Regions from separate parts of the Homo sapiens genome. Here all the other regions are linked to region 1. Evidence: chromatin contacts called from ENCODE Hi-C or POLR2A ChIA-PET data. All regions are on one chromosome and are shown on one strand. The core of a region is the stretch at or near the end of the contact, and the rest is flanking DNA. Distances in the headings are between cores, read along the strand shown. Region 1 holds the start of PTCH1 (patched 1). Region 2 has its middle 28 kb from the start of LINC00092. Region 3 has its middle 110 kb from the start of HSD17B3-AS1.

Region 1 (2,904 bases), core at 249-2,748:
TAGGGGCAGGGGCGCAGGAGGAAGAAGTTCAGGGCAGGGGGCACGGGGCAGGACAGTGCCGCGGCCGCCCTTGAGGTGGTCCGCCGTGGACGGCTTTCCAGTGCTCCGGAAAAGGCACACCAGGGAGGGCGTGTGTATACACACACACACACGCACACACACACACCTCCACCCCCTGCGGACCTCAGACAGCCCTTTCCTCCCAGGACCAGAGGGAGGGTTTGAATTTTTCAATCCCCATTTGTCTGCTGCTTTTCCTGGAGAGGTGTGAGTGAGTGTGTGTGTGTGTGTGAGAGAGAGAGGAAGAGAGTGTGTGTGTTTGTGTGTGGCGGGGGCGATCCCAAAGAGTTAGAGGAGGGAAGAGAAAGTGGGAGGAGAGAGTCTGAAATGCACCTTGGAAATCTGCTCCAGAGCGAAGGCGGCGTCGCAGTAGCTGGGCCGGTGCAGATAGTCCCGGTCCGGCGCGGCAGCACGGCGCAGCCCCCCCGTCCGTCTGCGCCTCCCGCCTCCAGCCGGCCGTCCCGGGGCACCGATACAGCCGCTGCCGCCGCCGCCGCGGTCCTGGGGCTCGGCGGCGTTACCAGCCGAGGCCATGTTGCCGCCGCCGCCGCCGCCGCCGCGGGGACGGAGGCTTCCCGGGCGGCCCGGCGCGCTGCTGCCGCTGCTGCGGGCTCCTGGCGCGCCTGGGCGCTCGGCTTGCGAGGACGCTGCTGGCCGCAGGCTGCTCGGGCTCGGGCTCCGGTTGACAGACCAGCCGCTGCTGCTGCTCACACGGCGGGCGCTGCTGCCGCTGCGGCCGCGGCCGCTGCCGGGGAGTCAGACCCTGCGCCTTCCATTGCCACATTGCGCGGGGGTCCCGAGGTCTCTGCGGCCGCCGCTGCCCACATCCAGTTCGCGGAAGAGCGAGAGCCGGCGCGCCGAGCGAGCCTGTCCTTCGGGCGCTTCCGCGGCACTCCTTGCGGTCCCCAACTCCCCCTACCCGCCCCCCGCCCCGCGCCGCGACCCCTTCACTGCAGAAAGAGCCAGCGAATCCCCGCTGCTCCCGCCGGCCGCGCTGGCTCTCTCGGCGCCTCCCGGGTCGCCCGAGCGGCCGCGGAGGGCAAGCGCAGAGCCGCCGCCGCCGCGGGGTCCGAGGGTGCCCGGCGGGTCTCAGCGCTGCCGGGCCCGGGCAGCCGCAGCTGCCGCTGCTCCCGCGGTGGCTGCTGCTGGCGGTGGCGGCTCCAGGAGCTGCTGCTCGGGCTGCTCGGGCTCTGGCTGCTGGGTTCGCGGTGGCTGCTCGGTCCCGGACTCTGCTTTCTTGTGCTCCTCGGCAACCCGCTGGACCATTCTGTCCCCGTGCAGCGCGCCTCTCTCGCTCCCGGGACCTGGGGACTCCGCTCTGTGTGTGTGCAGCGGGCAGCGGCCGCAGCAGCTCCTTGATTCAATAGATGAGATGGAAGAAGAAAAAAAAGAACTCTCTCCATTTGGAGAAAGAAGAGGAGGAGGGGAGGGGAGGGGGTGGAGGGGGAGAGAGCGAGCGAAAGAGAAAAAGGCTGGAGCTCCCGCCCCCGGGGCTGTCAGATGGCTTGGGTTTCTGCGACGCGATTGGCTCGCGGAGGGCAGAAATTACTCAGCAAACATGACTATTATTAGCTGCTTAGCAACAGCTCACCAAAGTAGAGAGACCACCCAGGTAGGCAACCCAGTGTGTGCATCCTCGGCTTCGGGGCAGCCTCTGAGAGCGCCAACCTTCTCGCATGCAATACTTCCATTAAGGAATGCTCCCCCTCCTTTCTCTCTTATTCCTTTTCTTTTCAACAGTGTCTTCTTTTTGTGGGATGCCTTTGCGCGCACACACGCGCGCGCACGCACACACACGAACATTTGCCTCGCGGTAGACACGGGGGGAAATGTAATATTTTTTTAAGCGCTTAAACAATTTCTGAAATTCCTCAAAGAAAAGCCTTTCAGAGGCACCTTGGCCTCAAGCTGCAGCAAATACTGGGAGGTCCGGCTCGCATTCCCAGGCCTGCACCAATAATGACAGCGTGCTGGATAGTGCGCCAGTGTGTGCCAGATTTTTTTTTCCTCTTCTCTTTTCTTTTATAACTAAAGGGAAGACTTAGGCTCTTGCAGGGAACAACGCCTCGCATTAAGATAAACAGAATGGAAAGTTAAAGAGGAAAGCAAGGACGTTGGGAAAAGCCATCTTTCTTAAAATCCGTCTGCCCCCCAGCCGCTTTCTCCCCCCAACTTAAAAAAAAAAAAAACACAGTCTTGGTTTGAAGGAGTCAGTGTTCTATAAACGTGGAATCCAGACACCGAAGCAGTCTTGTAGAGGCAGAGGCGTTTTTATTTGAATCTCGAATGTGACATAAGTAAAAGAGAAACAACAGAATCTTTTTTTACAACTTAGAGAAACGGAATTGTTTCCTTGAGAGAGTAAAGTTTTCCTGATTATTTTGGGTTCATTTGTACACCCCTTTTTATTAACCAGATGTTTATATAGTCAGTATTTTTTTTTACAAAACTCGGTATGCATGTTATATTTAATAATAGTATGACGTAGGAGATTATAAATGCCCCGATGCTGGATTCATTGAAAACAAACTGTGCGCGGATCGCGAGGATTCGTCCCGACACCGCGTCCAGTGTCACCAAGGCATCCCGGGGATTCGCTTCCCGCGGAGGGGGAAAACACGCGACCCTTTGAGGTGGATTCTGGAGCCAGACACGTCTACACAACTAGGCTTTTTATTTAAAAAAATTTTTGTTTTCGGAAAGTGGAATGTGTTTTTCTTACGTTTCCAAGTTATTACGTTCCTCCCTGCGGTAGGAACCCGACCCGCAAACCCTTGATTTGCTTCACTTTATTTTTTTTTTTAAACGGGGTTGAACTGCAGAGGGACTGGCAGTAGCGAGAAG
Region 2 (3,018 bases), core at 213-2,712, 540 kb after region 1:
CAGCCAGGCCGGCCAGGCTTCTCAGGCTGTGCTGGGGACGCAGGGCCCGGTGGGTGGGGGCATCTACCAGACCCGCTGAACTAGGGGCAAGTTGTGACAAAACCAGCCTTATTCTTGGGGAAAATGTGTGAGGTGTTTTTTTTTTTTTCTTTCCTCCCACACAAAGGTGATTTCAACAATTCCATTTGGCTGCAACGTTTTCTTCTCTGAGAAGCCGTGTTGAGGTGGCCCTGGCTTTTTTGTGAGCTCTCTTTAGTATGGGCTGCACACACTGTCGTAATCCATTTTTTCATCAGCTCCAGGATAACAAAGGGCCCCCTAAGCCCTGGAAACCCCCCTCTGACGCCGATTACGGGTTTCCTGGTGTCAGTCATGGCCGGTTTGTCAGGGCCAGGGAGAGAGAGAGAGAGAGAAAAGGGAGAAGGGGAGGAAGAGAGGGAGGAGGAGGTTGGGGGGGAGAGGGGAAGGAGGGGAGGGAGGCCGCTGGAGTTCAGCCGCCTGTGTGTGTGGTCTCAGGCTAGTCCTTATTTCATGAAATACATGCTTCATTCCTGGCTCAGGGTAAACCTGAGCCTCACTGAATGAGTCCCTTATCCACTTTCCAAAACACTGACGAGGTTTGAAAGGGCTCTGTGGGTAGACTGTGACTATCAGCAAAAGCAAACAGGCCAGCTTATTTAGCTAAGCATTTTTAATATTTAAACATCCCAGCCTTCAGCTATTCGTGAACCGCTCAGCCAACAAGGCAAGAAGTCAGGAGCGCGGCGAAGCTGCCCGTGTTCCCGCAGGTGGGCCTGCTGTCCCCGTGCGGGGCCAGCCCAGGCCGCAAGCTCTCTCGCTGTTTCAGAGCTGGAACTAGGGACCCTGGGGGAGCTCCGGGCCAGAGCCCTCGCTGCCGCCCTCACCCAGGGCAGTCTGGGTGGTGGCTGGCTGTGGAATCACTCACAGCCTCTTCATAATCAGATGTGGTTTAAGCTTAACCTAGTGTTTCCCACCCTTTGAAAAATAAAAGTCTAGGCACCCCCTATTTGTAGAAAAAGAAAGCTCTCTGATGGCAGCGTAATTAAAATGCTAAGCTGGGAAGCTGTGGGCGTCCCAAGTCGGGATCAGGTACAACAAATATTATCCCTGTGGACACGGCCAGAGCTCCCGCTCCGGGTGACGGGCGGCCTGTAAAATCGGCCTGCGACAGACCACAGGCTGGACCCCTCCCTGCCCGGACAGGATGGCACCAGACACCCGCCCACCAGACTTCATACCACCAGCTGGAAGTGGCTTTCTGGTTTATGGAGCAAGACGGAACTGTAAAGTCAGTCGTTCTCATGGGCCAGAGTCAAGTCAGCGCCCCCGCCCCACCCGAGCCAAAGGAGGCTTCTGGAGGCCCCGCCAGGTCCCCCTGAGCCAGCCGGAGCCCAGCCAGGCCTCCGGGACAGACTCACCGGGTGCCACCGAGGGCCTGAATGGGCTCCCTGTCTGCCAGAGCAAACAAGCTCCCTGGGCAGGGCGCCCTGGGCACAGCCTGGAGCGGAGCAGGCCGGAGGTTACGAGTGACGCCAGGAGGACAGGGGACTTCTTCTCTCTGGAGATTCCATTAGGGAAACCCTGCCAAAAAGTTTGCCAGGAAGTTCAGTCTGCTCCGATATTATGGGTTCACGGACAAATAGCCCCATTCAAAGAGGACAGGGCCTGAAGGGCTTTGCTAAGGCGACCGCCTCCGCTCGGCCAGGACCCCCTCCTCCCACCCCAGGCTGCTAACCAGGCTTCCTCTGGGGCGGGCTCCCGGGATGCTCTGCGTTCCCGGGGCATAGTTTACATCCGAGCTCCTCTTTTCCCCGTCTATAAAATGTGGGCATTGACATCTCACTGAGGGGTTTACAAAAGGGCCTGACTTAGTGCCTGGCCTTGGGGACTCCTCAGTGAATGGGGACCATTGTTACTGCAACTCAAACTTTGGAGCAGTTTGCAGACATCCTCAGGCTGGAGGCAGCTGGAGGCCTGGGGAAGCCCATACCGCCCCCTGGGACTGGTGAGGTGGGTGATGGGGACCACCTGACATTTCCCCCCTGCATACACCTCCTGGTTGGGTCTTCCCAACTAATCCCGCAGGGTCCTCTAAGCCCCTCCCCTTCAAGCCTCCCGTAACCCTACCCTGGGCAGCGTGAGGCCTCCCTGCCCTCAGACAAACTCAGAGCTGCGTCCACGTGGACCCCACGCTCATCACGATGCCAGAGTCGCCAGATGGCAGGAGGCAGCCAAGGCACACAGGACGTGCCTGACCCCCGGCTGGTCATCCCTCCGGCGGGCCAACCTTCAGGTCAGAAGGGGCGTCTTGTGATTGTGCTGCTGCGTCCATCCCCCACGGTCCCCCATGGGCCGTCCTCGGAGACCACTGGAAGCAGACTTCTTACCCCTGCGGCCCAAAGGGAAACCACGGACCTTGGAATCTTAGACTACTGCCTCCACACCTAACTTGAAAGCCTACAGAGAAAAGGGAAAAGCAGGGCGCTGCACAGAGCAGGTGCTCAGTCACGATTTGCTGACCTCACTTCGATTCTGAAGGAAGAGTGCAGAAACAATTAGAAGAGTGTGGCTGGAAGGAAGGCAGAGAGGGCGTGGGAGGGAGAGAATCTCCAGCTAGGATTTCTCAGAGAAGCACCTCAGTATGAATGCTGCTGGGGCAGGGCTTAGCACAGGAGCTTCCCACCCCACTGTGCGGTAGCTGGGGAAGAGGAAAGGCAGGACAGGTGTGGCCTGAGACCACAGAGCTGGAGCGTGAGGAGTGTGTCAGCCGAGCCCGACATTTTTCACTCTTCGATAGAGGCGGGACTAGAGCCTGTATCTTCAGGCTTTCAGAAGTGGGTTCTCCCCGCTCTCTGGAGGCTCCTCCGATGTTAGCCCAACTTGTGAACCCAGCAACCCAAGCACCTTTATCTGGCTCCTTCACATTCAACCCCTGGGCCCTGTTCCCTCACCACGGGCGGGGCCTCACTGCGAGCCGTGACATCGCCAAGGGTCTGT
Region 3 (3,223 bases), core at 460-2,959, 630 kb after region 1:
ACCAGTCATCTCTAGGATTTTTTATCACCTCAAACTGAAACTGTGTCCCCATTTGACACAAGCTCCCGGTTCCCCCGTCCCCAGGCCCTGCTCATCACTGCTCGACTTTCGGCTGCTGCGAATTTGACTATTCTAGGGACCTCAGGTAGCAGAATCATGAAATATTGAAGCTTTCATGTCCAGCCTGTCTCCTTAGCATGTCTTCCAGGGTCATCTATGCTGCAGCGTGTGTCAGAATTTCATTCTGTTTTAAGGTTGAATGAAGTTTCATTGTGTGCACATGCTACATTTTGCTCATCTAGTCATCCACTGATGGACATTTAGGTTGTTTCCCTTTTTGGTTATTGTGAATAATGCTGCTATGGGTGTACAAATATCCATTGGAGTTCCTGCTTTCGATTTTCTGGAGTATATACCCAGACCCAAAATTGCAGAATCACCATCACAAAGATCCTTATGCTGCCTCTTTATAGCCACACTTGTCTCTCCCCATTTTCCTACCACCACCTTAACCCTTGGAAACCACAACTTGTTCTTCATCTCTGTGGTTTTGTCATTGTAAAATTATTGCCAGGTGCAGTGGCCTGCATCTGTAATCTCAGCTACTTGGAAGGCTGAAGTGGGAGGATCGCTTGAGCTCAGGAGTCTGAGACCAGACTGGGCAACACAGACAGACCCCATCTCTATAAAAATATATTTTTATTTAGTATAAAATAAAAATAGAGTCTCAGCTATTCAGGAAGCTGAGGCAAGAGGATCCCTTGAGCCCATAGTTTGAAGCTGCAGTGAGGCAAGTGAGGCACGATTGTGCCACCGCACTCCAGCCTGGGCAACAGACAAGATCCTGTCTCTATATAAAATCAAATCCTGCAGGCCAGGCATGGTGGCTCATGCCTGTAATCCCAGCACTTTAGGAGGCCGAGACAGGCAGATCATTTGAGGTCAGGAGTTTGAGACCAGCCTGGCCAACATGGCGAAACCCCTTTTCTACTAAAAATACAAAAATTAGCTGGGCGTGGTGGCTCATGCCTGTAATCCCAGCTACTCAGGAGGGTGAGGCACAAGAATTGCTTGAACCCAGGGGGCCGATGTTGCAGTGAGCCAAGATTGCACCACTGCACTCCAGCCTGAGCGACAGAGTGAAACTGTCTGAAAAAAATAAATAAATAAAATCATGCAGTATGAAATTTTTGAGGTTGTCTTTTGCACTCAGCGTGATTCCTGAGAGATCCATCCCAGTTGCTGTGTGCATTGATGCTGCTTTCTTCTTGCTGAGAAGTAGTCCATGGTGAGGATATTCCACAGTTTGTTTAACCATTCATTCACTAAACGACATTTGGGTTGCTTACCATTTGGGGTTGTTACAAATAAAGCTAATTTAAACATTCCTATACCTGAGTTTCTGTGGACATAAATTTTAATTTCTCTGGGATAAATGCCCAGGAGTGCAGTCATTGGGCCATATGGCATGTTTAGTTTTACAAGAAACTGCAAAACAATTTTCCAGAATGCTTATCCTATTTTACACTCCCACCAGCAACATGAGAGAGATCCACTTTCTCTACATCATCACCAGTAGCTGATACTGCCACCTTTTTCAAATGTTAGCTTCCCTAATAGGTGAGTAGTGACATCACATTCTGATTTTTTCAGAAGGGTTTATATTTGCTATACATCAGTTCACCTACTTTGCATTTCTTCCTCTTAGCCCTGCTTTTAATAAAGAAAACTCTTTCCACATTGTCTTCTCTTTCCTCACTTGATTATTCTTCGTGGGAATAAGAGAATTAAAGGAATGTGGAAAAGTGTTTCTCTTGCATTATATTGTCCTAAGAAGCCTCAGTTATCACTTGCTCTTACCAGTGCTTTGCAGTCACCAGGAATGGTAGAAAGCAGCGGCTGGCCAGAGGGCTGGCAGAGGCGGGGCTGTTCTTTGTGCTTGTTTATATTCATTTTCTAGTCACAGCTCAAGTTGTTTCACTTTCTGCTGCTCAGGGAGACGAGGGCAATGTAAATGTGCTTGCTGTTGTTTAAGCCTCCCGGACAGTAAAAACAAAAGCGGCCGCACTGCCTTTCCCTAAATAACATCAGAAACCCCTTTGAGAGCTCGTTGAACAAGATTTACACATTTTAAAGAGTTTTGAAGTTAGAAGGGGTCCTAGGCGAGGCCCTCGGTACACATTAATGATGTGCCTACTGTGTGCCTTGCTCCAGCACGGTCACCCAGTGCTGGGTTACAGATCTGCATAGGGATAAGTTGCAGTCCCTCCTTCCCACACTCTGCCAAGTGTTACAGAGAGGTGTGGGCTAAGTGCTCATGCAGAGATGTGACAAGCCACTGTTGGGGGTCTGGAGGATCCCACAGCTTACTCACTGCTCAGGAACTGAGGAACTCAGCCATCAACTCACCCAGAGCCTCTCCAGCCTGCCTGAGGCTGAGAATCATGTGGGGCACCAGAGGAAAATAGAAATTCCCAGATCCCACCCAAAGGACCTGGATCAGAATCTCTAGAGCAGGGACACAGGAAGCTGTGCTTTAGAGCAAGCTGTTCATAGGTGTTATGAACTGAATTGTGTGCCTGTCTCCCCCATTCATATGTTCAAATCTCCCCCTAGTGTGATGGTATTGGGAGGTGAGGCCTTTGGGTGGTAATTAGGTTTAGAAGGGGGCATGAGGGTGGGGCTCTCATGATGGGATTAGTGCCCTTATAAGTAAAGACACCAGACACAGGCAACACAGAGATGACCACGTGAGCACAGAGCCAGAAGGCGGCTGTCTGCAAGCCAAGGAGATGGGCCTCGGGAGAATTCAAACCTGCTGACACCTTGATCTCAGACTTCCAGCCTCCAGAACCCACATAGTGAGAAGACAGTCATGTGCAAGCCAGGGGGCAGGCCCTCACCAGGTACCAAATCAGCCAGCACCTTGATCTTGGACTTCCAGCCCCCAGAATTGTGGGAAGTAAATTCCTGTTGTTTAAGCCACCCTGTTATGGCAGCCTGAGCTAACATATTGACTAATACAATATGACTCTCAGGATTATCCCAGTTGAGAACTGTGCGTGCAATCCAGCCCTCTCATTACAGGTGAGGGAACTAATACAGCAAGGTTAAAAACCTCATCCTATGTCCCCACACTAGTTAAAGGCCTTCTCTAACTGCTAGACCAGTTCCCATTACACCCACTCAAAGTAGACAAGTAGTTTTCATCTGAATGCCAGCT

What was found. Hi-C counts contacts between places; a loop is a spot of excess contacts on that map. ChIA-PET counts read pairs that join two places held with the same protein, here RNA polymerase II (POLR2A). Pooled maps may share reads with other maps.
Region 2: a loop to region 1 is called in a map of ascending aorta, with 2.0 times the contacts of the local background. The contact joins the enhancer-like site here to the promoter of PTCH1 in region 1. A Hi-C loop is called at or near these places in 2 of 168 maps with a recorded cell type or tissue (ascending aorta and sciatic nerve) and 5 of 50 pooled maps. POLR2A ChIA-PET finds 5 or more read pairs at or near these places in 2 of 52 experiments (T-cell and activated naive CD4-positive, alpha-beta T cell).
Region 3: a map of IMR-90 shows a loop between it and region 1 (2.1-fold over the local background). The contact joins the enhancer-like site here to the promoter of PTCH1 in region 1. A Hi-C loop is called at or near these places in 2 of 168 maps with a recorded cell type or tissue (IMR-90 and endothelial cell of umbilical vein), 9 of 37 single-sample maps with no recorded cell type and 9 of 50 pooled maps. POLR2A ChIA-PET finds 5 or more read pairs at or near these places in 1 of 52 experiments (AG04450).

The regions. Positions count from the first base shown.
Region 1 is chr9:95,507,768-95,510,671 of GRCh38, forward strand. It overlaps PTCH1 (patched 1), which reads right to left and starts at 1,499. Exons shown (of 24, transcript NM_000264.5): 1 at 394-1,499. The coding sequence starts at 594. RefSeq lists a silencer at 435-754 and enhancers at 1,399-1,948, 2,902-2,904.
Region 2 is chr9:96,047,974-96,050,991 of GRCh38, forward strand. No RefSeq gene overlaps it. Among named protein-coding and RNA genes, the nearest start is that of LINC00092, 28 kb to the left of the region's middle. Within about 2 kb of position 1,463, at least 14 of the 41 ENCODE cell types and tissues checked have a DNase peak (open chromatin) inside an H3K27ac peak, as active enhancers do; they include ascending aorta, where a contact is called at or near this core.
Region 3 is chr9:96,135,547-96,138,769 of GRCh38, forward strand. No RefSeq gene overlaps it. Among named protein-coding and RNA genes, the nearest start is that of HSD17B3-AS1, 110 kb to the right of the region's middle. RefSeq lists an enhancer at 1,821-2,115. Within about 2 kb of position 1,710, at least 14 of the 41 ENCODE cell types and tissues checked have a DNase peak (open chromatin) inside an H3K27ac peak, as active enhancers do.